Regions from separate parts of the Homo sapiens genome. Here region 2 is linked to region 1. A link is a contact called in ENCODE Hi-C or POLR2A ChIA-PET data. All regions are on one chromosome and are shown on one strand. The core of a region is the stretch at or near the end of the contact, and the rest is flanking DNA. Distances in the headings are between cores, read along the strand shown.

Region 1 (6,361 bases), core at 1,837-4,336:
CGGTGAATCCTAATAACAGGCCTGGGAAGTAGGTATATGTCATTATTATTATTCCTACTTCGCATATGAGGAAACTGAGGCACCAAGATCTCAAGTAATTTGCTCAAGTTCAAACGGAAAATAATTGAGCCGGCATTTGTACACAGAGACTCTGATACAAGTTTCCATGTTCTTAGCCACTATTCTATGCTGAAGTCACACGGAAGAAGATAATGAATGGAAACGGATAATTGAATGCAAAATACCCACTTTCTCTTAAAAATGGGCCAGACCAGCTGTCCTTGGTCCTGAATTCGACAGGCCTTACCATTAATGGAACTTGTTCTTGAACATTAGCATTGGGAGAGTTGTAGTCCTCACACTGATGGAAGCTATCTAATGTATTCTGTCTGCCATTGACACTGTGCCCCTCTAACACCCTTTCCCCTAAACTGATTTTCTTTTACCATGTTGGAATGTGAGTAGTTTACTGTACCTGCTGAAAGCAAGGTCTTAATTAGCCTTAATTTTTGAAGTCTGCAGCTGTAAAATGTGTTGAAAAGATTGAAAAGATTAGTGCACTAGTAATAAGATAATTGTCCCTGAGAAATGCTGTTAGCATGTAAACACAGTTAGCATGTGAAATCAGAACAACTGTAATATTTCCCTCGTTTGGTGTTTAAAGATGCTCCTGCGTGAATAATTATAACTAAATGCAAAGTGCAGAGATGGGATGCTGCATGTTTTTCCTGTTATTCTTTCCTGCTTCTATCCCAGCTCAGAAGTAAAACTCTTAGTGGAATCTTGTCTGAAGCTAGCCTCCCCTCCCCCACAGCCATTTGAAATTAGTACCAAGAATGGGGCAACTTAGAACAGAGGGAATTCCAAAATTAGGGATACTCAGCAAACAAAATCTACAGATCCCATAGCAACTTTTTTTGGGGGGGTGTTGAATGAAAGAGACCACACATGCATACCTGTATGTGCATGTGGATGCTCACATATGTGTGTGTACACACATGCATATTCACACACATACACTCTCTCTTTCTTTCTCTCTGTCTCTTAATAAACAGAGCTGGAGAAAACTAGCCATGGCTATACACAGCAGAAGCAGATGTGATAAACCTCATTTTACCTTTTTAGACCTAGAAAGGTTGCAGTAAAATATGCTGCACCTGCCACCACATGAGGTCCTTCCTTCCTTCTGTGGAGTTTTTGCATCCTTTGATAAGTTGGAACATACTTCAATTTTATGAAATTAGTACGTATAGTACCTTCCTAACAGACCATAGCTCATCAGATATGCTACATATCCTATAAAGACTAACCTTTCTGCTTCCTCATCTCAGACATTAGCCAATCAGTAGGTTGAGCTTGTCTCCTTCTGCTGTGTCATTTATACCCCAAACTCTTCTTTATAGGGAGGACTTGCCTTGACTTACAGTCAGGAAAACATCCTACAGCTCAGAAGTTGGCTGAGTTCTCAGCATACATCTCTCAGATTCCACCTATAACATGAATTGGGTTTCCGTTGATTTTGGTTCAGCAAGAATTTACCAAGTGCTTTCTATGTGGCAGTCTTAGGACTTCATTAAGCATAAAAACAAAGAAGATAGTCCCTGGTCCTGGGGAAGTGGGACAAGTTGTCAAAAGTATGTAGCAGGGGCTGATGAGAAGACAGGACTCTCACCCCTATCCATGGGAGTCAACTTTGCTCTCTGCCTTGTATTCCTGGGTGTGCATTCATAGGTGCTTCTTGAGTTAAATTATTCTTGGACTTTGCAGCCACGTTACTTTACAACCTGTCTATGGTTCATATCCCGTCCTTCTCTCTAACCTCAGGTCCTCCAGCTGAAAGTGCTGGGCTTAGCTTAGGATCCACTAAACCAGAGATTACAAACACCAATGCCCACAGCAGCCACACTGGCAGCCGTAAGTGAAGGACATGTGTCTGGGGCGGGGACTGTGGCAAGCAGGAGGGCCTGTGACCCTTCTAAGGGAGATAGCTGCTTTCCAGTGCCAGAAAGGCAGTGCCTTAGGAAAATGCTGGATTTGTGTAGCTAGGTCTTCTGATTTTTCCAAAAAATGCCAGAACTTTGCAGTTTTATGGGAAACCTCCTGAATGTGAAGTATTGGCATCCTATGTAGGTTTTTGTTGTTCTTTTTAAAACATTGTGCAGGCTGAACAAACTATGCCTGAGCTGAATACTGCTTGTAGATTCCAGTTTCTGTTGGCCACCTCTGCAGTCAGCCCATGAAGATCGTGTTCTCAAAGTGCTGGCTAAACAGAGGCCACTGCTGAGTCACTAGGGTTGCTTCCCACCACTTCATGAACGTGTTCAGTGTGAGACCACACACTTTACCTTGCATCTTGTTTCTCCAGCTCTTTCTCATCCTGCCCTCCCCGCAGATGTCTCAATGAAGTCCCTGGGAAAGTAACACTTACTCTCCTGAATACAGCCTACAGTTCCACCAAGCGTGGCATGCATGTGAGCGAGGGTCCCCCAACCCCGCCCCACTGCAGAAGGCGTAGAAATGAAAGCGGATCGTTGTAAGCTTTGGATCCGCCAAATGGGACTTAGCACAGCGTCGTCTCCTGCGTGTTGATTATCAACTTGCTTGGGGGATCTCAGGCTCTTGCCTGACCTTGGCATGAGGTCTGGCAAATTTGGCTTTCTGGGTGTAGAATTGATCGTTTCAGAAACAAAGCCATTGAGACAGAGTTAAGGAGAGTCCTCTATTCACGGATGAAAGGAGCTCATTGTATAAAATTGGTGTGACCTGGACCCCCTTCCTCTGGCCCCCTCCTGTTGTTCCCTTCCCCCACAGCTGGGGCTTTGTAAGGGTCTCGCAGGATGTTCTATCCCAGGCCATACTTTCTTCCCATCTTCCTGTCTCTGAGGCTGCCCCGAACAGAAGGAGAGCTGGGCTTGGAGCCCCTTTGCACGTTTTTGGCTCCTCGGGCCAACTCTGTTGTCGTGGGTGATGAGAGCACTTCCTTCCGAGAGAGCTAGGAGAAAAACAGCCAGGCTGTTCACAGGCAGCTGCCCAAGGCGGCTGTGCAGGAAGAGAAAACAGTGGGTGCTAAGAACCTCTTCCTGTTCTGCCTTCTGCACGGGCACCTCCCTTCTGGGTCACGGCCCTGAAAAGTCAAGACTGTTGAGCTAGAGGAAGATGGTCCTGTGTGTATTAACCTCAGTGCTCAACTTCCTGATGGATTATTTGAGTTTTTCTGTTTCTGCTGTGAAGTCACGGGATCCCGAATTTTTCTTCTTGAGGTTGGCGGGTGAGGGTTGGAGTCATGTTCATGGGGTAACATGGTACCTTCCTTTGTGGGGGAGGGGTAAGGTATGGTGGTGAACAGATAGGAAGGTCATAAACTTAGATGCTTTCAGGGCTCAGCCCAGGTGGGCAGGGTGGGGTTGTGGCAAACAGAAGGGGATGTGCCTGCCTTAAGTGGACCTGCCTACCCAGTGGGTCAGATCTTTCCACATTTCACGAAAAGCCACAAATCAGAATATCATGATTTCACCCTAAATTTTAAATGCTGGCACCTAATTTTAAAAAAAGTATTGTTCAAAAATTAGCCAGGCTTAGTAGCATGTGCCTGTAATCCCAGCTCCTCAGGAGTCTGAGGCAGGAGAATCGCTTGAACCCGGGAGGTGGAGGTTGCAGTGAGCCGAGATCACGCCACTGCACTCTAGCTTGCGTGACAAGCAAAACTCCATCTAAAAAAAAAAAAAAAAAAAGAAGTATTTTTGTGCACCATGCAGATCACACCATACCACATCCAAGCATTTTGGTTACCTTTTTTTCTTTTTTTTTTTAAACCTCTCTGAAGATATTAAGGTTAAATGGGCCTGGCTCTGTGGCTTTCAACCAAGTCTTTGAAACTCTCTGAGCCTCAGTTTCCTCCTATATAAATTAGGAACAGTACTACAGGGTATTCATAATCCAGGAACAAGGAAATACTTAATGTCATCAAGAGAAAAAGCAAACTGGGCACACTGACTCTTGCCTGCAATTCCAGCAATTCGGGAGGCCAAGGCAGTAGGATCACTTGAGACCAGGAGTTCAAGACCAGCCTGGGCAACATAGGAAGACCCCATCTCTACAAAAAATGAAATATTAGCCAGGCGTGGTGGCACAGGCCTGTAGTCCCAGCTACTTGGGAGGGTGAGGTGGAAGGATTGCTTGAGCCCAGAAGTTCAAGGCTGTGGTGAGCCATGATTACATCACTGCACTCCAATCTGGGCAGCAGAGCAAGACCCTGTCGTTTTTTTTTTTTAAAGTAAAAACCAAAAAAAAAAAAAAAATCTATCTATCCAGTCTTTATGGCCTTCTGGGAACAGCCACTTCATGAGGATAGAATGTGGGTTTATTGAAGTAATGCTCATAAATGGTGAATTATGGTATCTCATAAGGACTTAACCAATGATAGCGGTCTACTGGGCGCTGTCATCAAGGCTGTCATCTTCATTGTCACTATCGTTTCATTAAGAAATATTAGAGGAGGTTGAGGGGACAGGCTGCAGGCAGAGTCCCTCCCCTGCTGAAGCTTTCTGACTCCATCCTGACTCTAAATGTAGAAGGCCCATCCGTCCCCTGCAGGGCCACCTTCCAGCCAGGTGTTCTCATCGTCTCTCTTCTGTCCTAGGAAGGCAGCTCTACATCCCGAGCTGTAGCCTGGGACTGCAAAGCTCTCCACTCCCCACCTCCTGGGATCGTTTTTTCCGCCCCCCGTGGTTTGTGTCGGCAGTTCTGTGTGTGGCCTCTTGGAGTCATTCCAGACGCGAAGCACTGCTGAATCACAGTTTTCCTGTATCTTCGACAATAGATGTCCTGGTCAGAGGCTCTTGTGAAGGAGCAAAAGAGGAGGAAGTGAAGAAAAGCAGGGAGGGATGTGCATAGAAATTTATTTTGGCAAAATGGGATGAACTCCAGATTTGGTATCAAAAAACTGACATTCTACACTGAATTTTAATCCAAACTGTGTGTGGCCCTTAGGAAATAGGCCTTTCCTCCTGGATCTCCCATGCCTCACCAAACAGTGATGGGTTTGATTCAGGTCAGGGACGGACATCTAGGGAAACTGGAATCTATTAATAATATCTGCTCCTCGGGCCGTATTGAGAATTTGAGGCCAGGTGGACTGCTTAGTAACAGCTGCCTCGGGCAACTTATTGTGAATTCGCTGCATAACTGGTCTGCACCTCTAAGTGCTTTTCTTGAACTCACGATTTTGGATTCTGGAGCTCAAATATGAACTATTTTCCTGTGGAACAGAGATCTCACCCAGCAGTCCCAGAAGTCACATAGTATCATTGGAACTCCAGACAATGTCTGTGGGACACTTGGCAGTATTGGTTCCAGTTGGGCCACCTGCCATCTTGGTGACCACAGCAAGTGGGTGCAAAATTGATAGGTGCTGCGGCCTGTGCCTGGGAAAAGCTAATTATCGGGATGAATTATAGATGTGGCGTGTGTTCCCAGCTCCAGGAGGATGTGTGTTCAAACACAGCCTGGGTGGCCACCTTTAGAAAGATTTGCGGCATGGTGGGATTTAGCCAGCACTTCCTGTCTGGGCCATGTCGGGTAACGGCTGCCTTCTTGGCACGTGGCAGGTCTTGTTTATGGTCTGAGATGCCTCTGAGCTGTGAAAAGCAAAACACTGTAAAGTGTCGCCAATTGTCTTCTAAGAGGAACTAACATTGGTGGCCCACCCACTCTGTCAGGACTGAGCCGGGCTCTGGTAGAACATCTCAGTCAGTGCTCCACAATGAGTGTGAGAGGATCATGGTGATGATTATTACCATTAACCACTGGAAAAAGCAAAGTAGTCGACCTGAAGACTCGCAGCAAGGAAATGAGAACATCTAGTATGAGGAGCATCTGATCCAATTCAGTGCTCCTTATGGCTTCTTAGTGCCAGATGCTGATAGAACCAGGAACTGTGGTTTAATGATTCCAGTTCAAGATGTGGTTGTACCACTGGGAAGCAGGGTAGCTTAGTGGTCCAAAAGGATGCCCTGTTTCAAATCCTGGCTTCACCACCCACTAATGAATGAGTTTGAAAAAATTACTTCTCCTTTGAGCCTCAATTACACCATCTGTAAAATGGGGCTTTTGGTGCCTGCCTCCTGGAGTTCTTGTAAGGTTGGTTTGTTTGTTTGTTTGTTTGTTTTAAGACACGGTCCCAGTCTGTCACCCAGGCTGGAGTGCAGTGGCACTATCTTGGCTCACTGCAGCCTCTGCCGCCAGGGTTCAAGCTGTTCTCGTGCCTCAGCCTCCTGGGTAGCTGGGACTACAGGTATGCACCAACACGCCCAGCTAAGTTTTATATTTTTAGTAGAGATGGGGTTTCACCATATTGGTCAGG
Region 2 (6,403 bases), core at 2,650-5,149, 4.8 Mb before region 1:
CTGGAGTAGTAGGGGTCTGGCCCTATGTGGGGGTGCCAACCTTGAGGTCTCTGCTTCATTGATTCACCTCTTACTTGGTTTTCAGGCTTGATTTAGGGGCCTTCATTTATAAACAGTTGTTGAGCTGTTTATGAAGGGCCTACTATGTGCCAGAAACCGTGCTCGTCCTGAGGCTGTGGTGGTGTACAAGGCAGGCATGTTTTTGAACCCATCGACTTTGCAGACATTGTCATTTTAATTAATTACACCTGTGAGGAGTGTTAGGCAGTACAGCATGCTAACCTGGCCCCTGAGAAGCAAGGAAGTGACATTTAGCTGGGGCCTGAAATTGAGATTAGCCAAGTGAAGGCGTGGGAGGGGATTTCCAAGAGGGAACTCCTAAAGAGCCTGGTAAGGCTGAGACGCTGTGAAGGTAATTCAGGGCAGCTGCACAGAGAGTGGAGGTGGAGTATTGGCAATAGGTGAGGCGAAGAGACAGGCAAAGAGGGCCATGAATGCCGAGTTAAGGCTTTGAACTTGGTCCCTTCCCAAGGGCAATGGGAAACCATGGAAGGCTTTTGAGCTAGAGAGTGGCATGTTCCAATTTGGAATTTAGAAAGTTCACTGGTTGGGCACGGTGGCTCACACCTGTAATTCCAGCACTTTGGGAGGCTGAGGCGGGTGGGTCACCTGAGGTTAGGAGTTTGAGACCAGCCTGGCCAACACGGTGAAACCCCGTCTCTACCAAAAATACAAAATTTAGCTGGGCATGGTGGTACGCACCTGTAATCCCAGCTATTTGGGAGGCTGAGACAGGAGAATTGCTTGAACCTGGGAGGCGGAGGTTGCAGTGAGCCGAGATCGCACCACTGCACTCCAGTCTGGGCGATTGAGTGAAACTCCGTGTCAAAAAAAAGAGAAAGAAACAAAGAAACAAAGAAAGAAAAGAAAGTTCCCGCTGGCAGCAGGGACAGGAGGTCCCATTCAATGCCTATTGCAATTGTCTAGGAGAAAGGACAGTGGTTTGTACCACAATAGTGGCCGGGTGCGGGACAGAAGGAGTGAGTCAGGGAGACATTTTAGAGATAGATTTGACAGAATCCACAGATGAGCATGTCGAGAAGAAGAGGATCACGTCAAAAGTGACGCCCAGGATTTGGGCTTGGGTCATTGGATGGCTGGTGGTGCCTCTCCTCTCCTGGGAGGGAACACAAGATAGATGGAAAGCAGGTTTGTGGGAGATGATGACTTCAGTTTGATTTTCATTGAGCTGGAGATTCTTGTGGGATATGGGGTTGAGTAGGAGGTTGGACATAGATTTCTGGAGGTCAAGAGAGCACTCCAAGGAAATGATACAGATTTGGGAGGTATTAGAGACTGAGGCCATGGGAAGGGATGAACTCATCCAGAAAGATCCCACAGAGGGAGAAGAGGGGCCAAGACAGAGACCCGAGAGACATCATCTTAAAGGGAGGGCAGTGGAAGAAAAGCCAGTGAAAGAGATGCGAAAGAGACGGGAAAGGACTGGCCAGCAATATACGTGGAAAACAGGTGTGGTTTCATAGAGACCAAGAAATGCGGATCAAGAAGGAGGGGGCAGTCAACTATGCTGAACACAGCTAAGATAATTGGCAAAATAAAGACGGAAAAATATCTATTAAGATTTATGGACAAGATCATTGATGATCTGAAAGCCATTTTGGAATGGGTTGAGGAGAAGAAATGGAAACATAAGTATGGTCAATTCATCACAAAATTTGATTTTGAAAAGGAGGAGCAAAAGGAACAGTTGTGGGAGGGAAAATGGGGGAATCAAAGGAGGATTTTTTTAAATTTTAAAGATGGGGTCTCACCCTGTTGCCCAGGCTGGAGTGTAGTGGTGCAATCATAGCTTACTGCAGACTCAAACTCCTGGACTCAAGTGATTCTCTTGCCTCAGCCTCCTGGGTGCCACCACACCTGGCTAATTAAAAAAAATTTTTTTTTATGTAGAAGCAGGGTTCTCACCAAATCGCCCAGGGTGGTTTTGAACTCCCGACCTCAAGCAATCCTCCAGCCTTAGCCTCCCAAAATGTTGGGATTACAGGTGTGAGCCACTGTGCCCTGCTGGGAAGATATTTTCAAGATGAGAGAGACTTGAGGATGTTTTAGATGCCTGGCATTGGGTTTACAACTGGGAATAGCTTCAGCACCCATAATGGAAAGCCTATGAGTTTGTCTTGATAATCCCTTCAGATCGACTATGTCACCTTGGGCTGCCCACTGTGACAATTCTGTTTTCTGCATTTGCGATGCTTCTCTTTAGCGTCTCCAAGTAAGCTAGAACCTCCTACTTGCCCTTTCAGAACCTCATGGAGGCTAGTGGTCTGGGCAGTCTCAAAAATTCTTACAGTGATTCAGTTTTCCTGTTGGGTGGGGATGCCACCTCCTTTTCCATTGGATAAAGATGCTTGAAAGGAAAAAAGCTTTTTTGACATAGCGATCCATGTTGTCCCCATGCCCAGGGTTTACACATTCTGCTTCCAGAGTGTTAGGAAATAGATGAGTTGGAGAAATCCAGAAAACAAATAAATTGATTCTTGGCTTTTGGATTTTCAAAAGTAGGTTTGGCACTAGTCAAAAGATCTAGAAAATAACGTGAGCAGTGTGAGATTGTTTTTCCTGCTCGAAGAACAGATTTCCCAGGATTAGCAGGGAGAAGAAAGAGAGGAAGGAAGTGAGTTTGGATGTAAACATGTTATCGAGAGGAAAGGAAGCCCCAGGACCGCCAGCTTCAAATGGTCCGAGGTTTGCGGCTCTGAGAGAACGAGACCAGAGTTCAACCGCAAGCCTTGGCATGGCCAGAGTGTAGAAGAGTAGAAGTTACCACGTGTTGTGTTTAGGCCAGTGGCGGCTTAGGCGGTGCTCCTCCAAATTCCCCCAGCTGTAGAGCAGAAACCCCCACCCTCCTCTGCTCTTTGGAATGAGACAAAGCCCCAGTTTTCGTCATCTATAAAAGGAGAGTAATAAACCCTATTTAAGAGTAGCTGTAAGAATTAAATAAGATCACATAGATGAAAGCTCTTTTACACTGTCAAGCATTAAACAGACATAGGATTATTATTCTTTCAAAAATTATATACACACATAAAATTCAGCCTAGCAGAGAGGAGCATACATTTTTTTTTAGCTCCTTCCCAAACTGCTCACCTTGTTCAGCAGAGTGGGACACACACTGCGGTGGCCATGTTGGTTCTGATGAGCCCTTTCGATCCCATCCACCTCAGGCTTGTGGTGCTTTTCTTCTCTGCCAGTCCCACGTGTGCATATTATGATCTATACATGGTTGTATTTACACACTGATGTCTTGGTACTTACAACTGATAACTGATACCAAGATGATAGGAGGCGAAGTTTCTGTGGAGAGCAGGGCTAGATAAAGAAGTTTCGTGACCTTAAACTTTAAAGATTATGGTGATTACCACTACCTCTAATTAATAAATAGAAACAGTACTAAATCATAAAATATAACCAACTAAACTCTATTTTTCCCATTATAGCTTTATTGGTACTTCATCGAGACATCCAATTATTTTAAGAGTTTTTTTTTTTAAATTTTTCATGCTCTTTCTGGTACTAAAACCTGTGCTTACTATGCTGTCATCCTCAGACAGGAACCCAAAAAGGCCAAGTCGGGCTCGGCAGAAGCTTGAGTCTCGGTTTTTCCCCAAACCCTGGCTGTCAACACACAGATCTGTGTGAATGAGAAGCCCAGAACATTGGGTCGGGGTGGATCGAATGCAATGTTACCAGACAGAGCAGCAGCCGACGGCGCAAACTCATACCAACGTCACCCGAGCCTGCGTTAGCCCATAGCGACGCGGCAGCCTGGTTCCGGGGAGAACCTACCCGGGAGGCGGAGCTGGAAAGGGGTGAAGCCAGAGAGGGAGGGGGCGGGGCCAGGACTCAATTACACGCGAGAAGGGCGGGACCGGGTCCAGAGGCAGGAGCAAGGACAGACCCAAAAGGAGAAGCCAAAGGGTGGGCTCAAGCGCGCGGGGAGGACCAGAAAGGGGGCGAAACCAGAATGAGGGAGAATCTGGGGGTGGGCCGGGACTGGGCAGGGACTAGGAGAAGGTCCAGAAGGCGGAGGAAGCTGTGAGCCTTGGCCCATATCAGAAACCGGACAGGCCGGAGGGAGGAAAAAAGGGGCAGGGCCAGGGCCTGGAGGGAGGGTCATGGACGTAGGAAAGATTCAGGGGGCGGGACAGAGGCGTGACCAGGACTCAGAAGGCGTGCCCAAACATGGAAGGGCGGGAAGGGGCGTGGCTATGACATGAAGGCGGGGTTAGGCCTGGAGAGCGGCTCAGGACTAGGCTCTGAAGTCAGGGGGCGGGGAAGAGGCGTGCCCAAGCCGTGAAGCAGGGGCGGGGTTATAAAACGGGGGCGGGGCTAGGTCTGGAGGTCTGCTCAGGGGCTAGGCCAGGAAATCAGTGAGCGGGGAAGAAGGCGTGCCCAATTTGAAGGGCGGGTCAAGGGCGTGGTCAAAACATGGAAAGAGACTCGGGGCTACGCGTCTGGGCCGACCAGGGACGTGGCCAGGATTCAGGGGGCGGAGCAGGAGCGTGCCCACTTCGGAGGGCGGGGCGGGACAGGACAGGGGCGGGGCCAAAACACAGGAAGGGCGCAAGGCAAGGTCTGGGAGTAGATAGGGGCGTGGCCAGAAGTCGGCGGTCCGGGCTAGGTCTGGAGAGCGGCTCGGGGGCGTGACCAGGATTCAAGGGGCGGAGCGGAGGCGCGCTCAAACCCAGAAGGCGGGGCAGGGGCTGGTACAAGCCCAGGGAGCCGGGCGTGGGCGAGGGTGCAGCGGGGCCGACCCTAGCGGGCGGCGGACGGCGGACGGTCACAGGCGCTCCACGGCGGCGTGCAGAGGCTGCAGGCCTAGGAAGTGCAGGGCCAGGGCGAGCAAGCCGAGGAACAGCAGCAGCCTGAGCAGCAGGCGCAGGAGGGTCCGCGCCGTGGAGCCGCGGGGCCGCCGGGTCGTGGACTGCACGTATAGCTCCACGGCGTCGGCGAACCTAAACTTATCCGGCGCGTAGCCGAGCTGGGCGCGGGCCTTGGCTATCTGGAAGGTGTGCGTCACGGCCACGCTGCGCACCTGCGGGGACAGGCGGGGCATCCGAGGGCGGGCCTCGTGGGAGGAGGACATCCTCTACTTCGTTGTTTACGGAAAGGGAAAAGAGAGGGCAGGGATTTCCCCTCCATTACATAGTGATTTAAAAGGACCCGAGTGCAGCGTCTTGCTCCTGCGATGCCCTCATTAGAGAGGTCTTCCTTTCTTCCTTACATGTTCATTTTTATTGGAGGGTGCCGCCTTTGCGTCGCCCCCTCCAGCCCCGCTGAATTCGCACCCTATTTAACTCCTTGGTCCCTAAGAAGCAAAGGTCTCACCCCTACACTCATCTTCCCGGCCTAGCACGGTGCTGGGACTCAGGAGGCCCTTGATACATTCTTAGGCATCCGCTAGGAGAAGGTGAACGCCTGCCAGAAACATCTGCAGGAAACGACCTTGGCTTCCTGCCCCCAACCCCAGACCAACTGTGACCAGGAGGGCCCCAGTCGCAGCCTTCATGCCCTCGCTTATTAACTAAGCTTCCCTAAGAGAGGAATTCGATTATGCAGAACTGATTGCTCTCCAGGGTCTAAGCTGTGTTTCCCCTGCTGCCAGATGGCTTGGGGCCCACTGGTTTGAAGGGTAGTAATGATAGCTATCAGCAGTTAAGGAACACACACCCTGCATTTGGCCTGGACTAAATCCTTTCTATGCCCTACCTCATTTAATCCTCTCAGGTGGTACTAGCACTATCTGTTCTGTGCATACTTGGAAAAAGGTCAGAGAGGTTGAGTGACTTGCCTGGGGTCGCACAGGGGAGCCAGGTTCTAGCCTAATTTCTTCTCTGCTGTGCTGGCACCTGGAGATGTTCTCCCACCTGACTCATTTCTTCCTCTCTTTTTCCTCAGCCGGACCCTGGGGAAGAATCCACCAGCTGCTGGATTCTCCCATGGCATTGAAACAGCCCCTGGGGTCAAACCTGTGGTCTTGGATGCTTAATGGGGGGTGAGGAGAGAGGCCAGTATTTGTCCCTTTTTTTCCTAGTCAGTAAGTGCAGGGCTTTGGGGAGCACAGGAGTTGAGTTACGCTAGATAAGCAGGGTCCCTAATACACCTAGATGTCTCTAGATGTCACCTCTGGGAAGCTTTCTCTGACTTCCTCAGAGTTGGCTGAGGCGCCCCTTCTGTGTGCACTGGAGTTTCTCGCGATTTTCCCAAGAATGGCTCTAATTACAGTGTTGAGTTGCCTGGTTAGTGGGCTGTCTTCCCCTTTGAACTAGGAGCTCCCTAAGGGCAAGGACTATGTCTTCTTGCCTCCGTTGCTCAGCACAGT

Evidence for each region. A loop is a pair of places that touch in the nucleus more often than their neighbours do. ChIA-PET counts read pairs that join two places held with the same protein, here RNA polymerase II (POLR2A). Pooled maps may share reads with other maps.
Region 2: a loop to region 1 is called in a map of naive thymus-derived CD4-positive, alpha-beta T cell, with 18 times the contacts of the local background. The contact joins two enhancer-like sites. A Hi-C loop is called at or near these places in 2 of 168 maps with a recorded cell type or tissue (both naive thymus-derived CD4-positive, alpha-beta T cell) and 5 of 50 pooled maps. POLR2A ChIA-PET finds 5 or more read pairs at or near these places in 1 of 52 experiments (T-cell).

The regions. Positions count from the first base shown.
Region 1 is chr16:17,366,501-17,372,861 of GRCh38, reverse strand. The region is part of intron 1 of XYLT1 (xylosyltransferase 1); the gene reads left to right. Among named protein-coding and RNA genes, the nearest start is that of XYLT1, 100 kb to the left of the region's middle. RefSeq lists an enhancer at 3,187-3,276. Within about 2 kb of position 3,086, at least 23 of the 41 ENCODE cell types and tissues checked have a DNase peak (open chromatin) inside an H3K27ac peak, as active enhancers do.
Region 2 is chr16:22,188,852-22,195,254 of GRCh38, reverse strand. It overlaps SDR42E2 (short chain dehydrogenase/reductase family 42E, member 2), which reads right to left. Exons shown (of 13, transcript NM_001394319.2): 13 at 3,504-5,116. The coding sequence ends at 4,862. Among named protein-coding and RNA genes, the nearest start is that of TRL-TAG3-1, 3.7 kb to the left of the region's middle. RefSeq lists enhancers at 3,549-3,608, 4,109-4,188, 4,444-4,943 and silencers at 4,649-4,748, 4,889-4,938, 5,029-5,118. Within about 2 kb of position 3,899, at least 41 of the 41 ENCODE cell types and tissues checked have a DNase peak (open chromatin) inside an H3K27ac peak, as active enhancers do.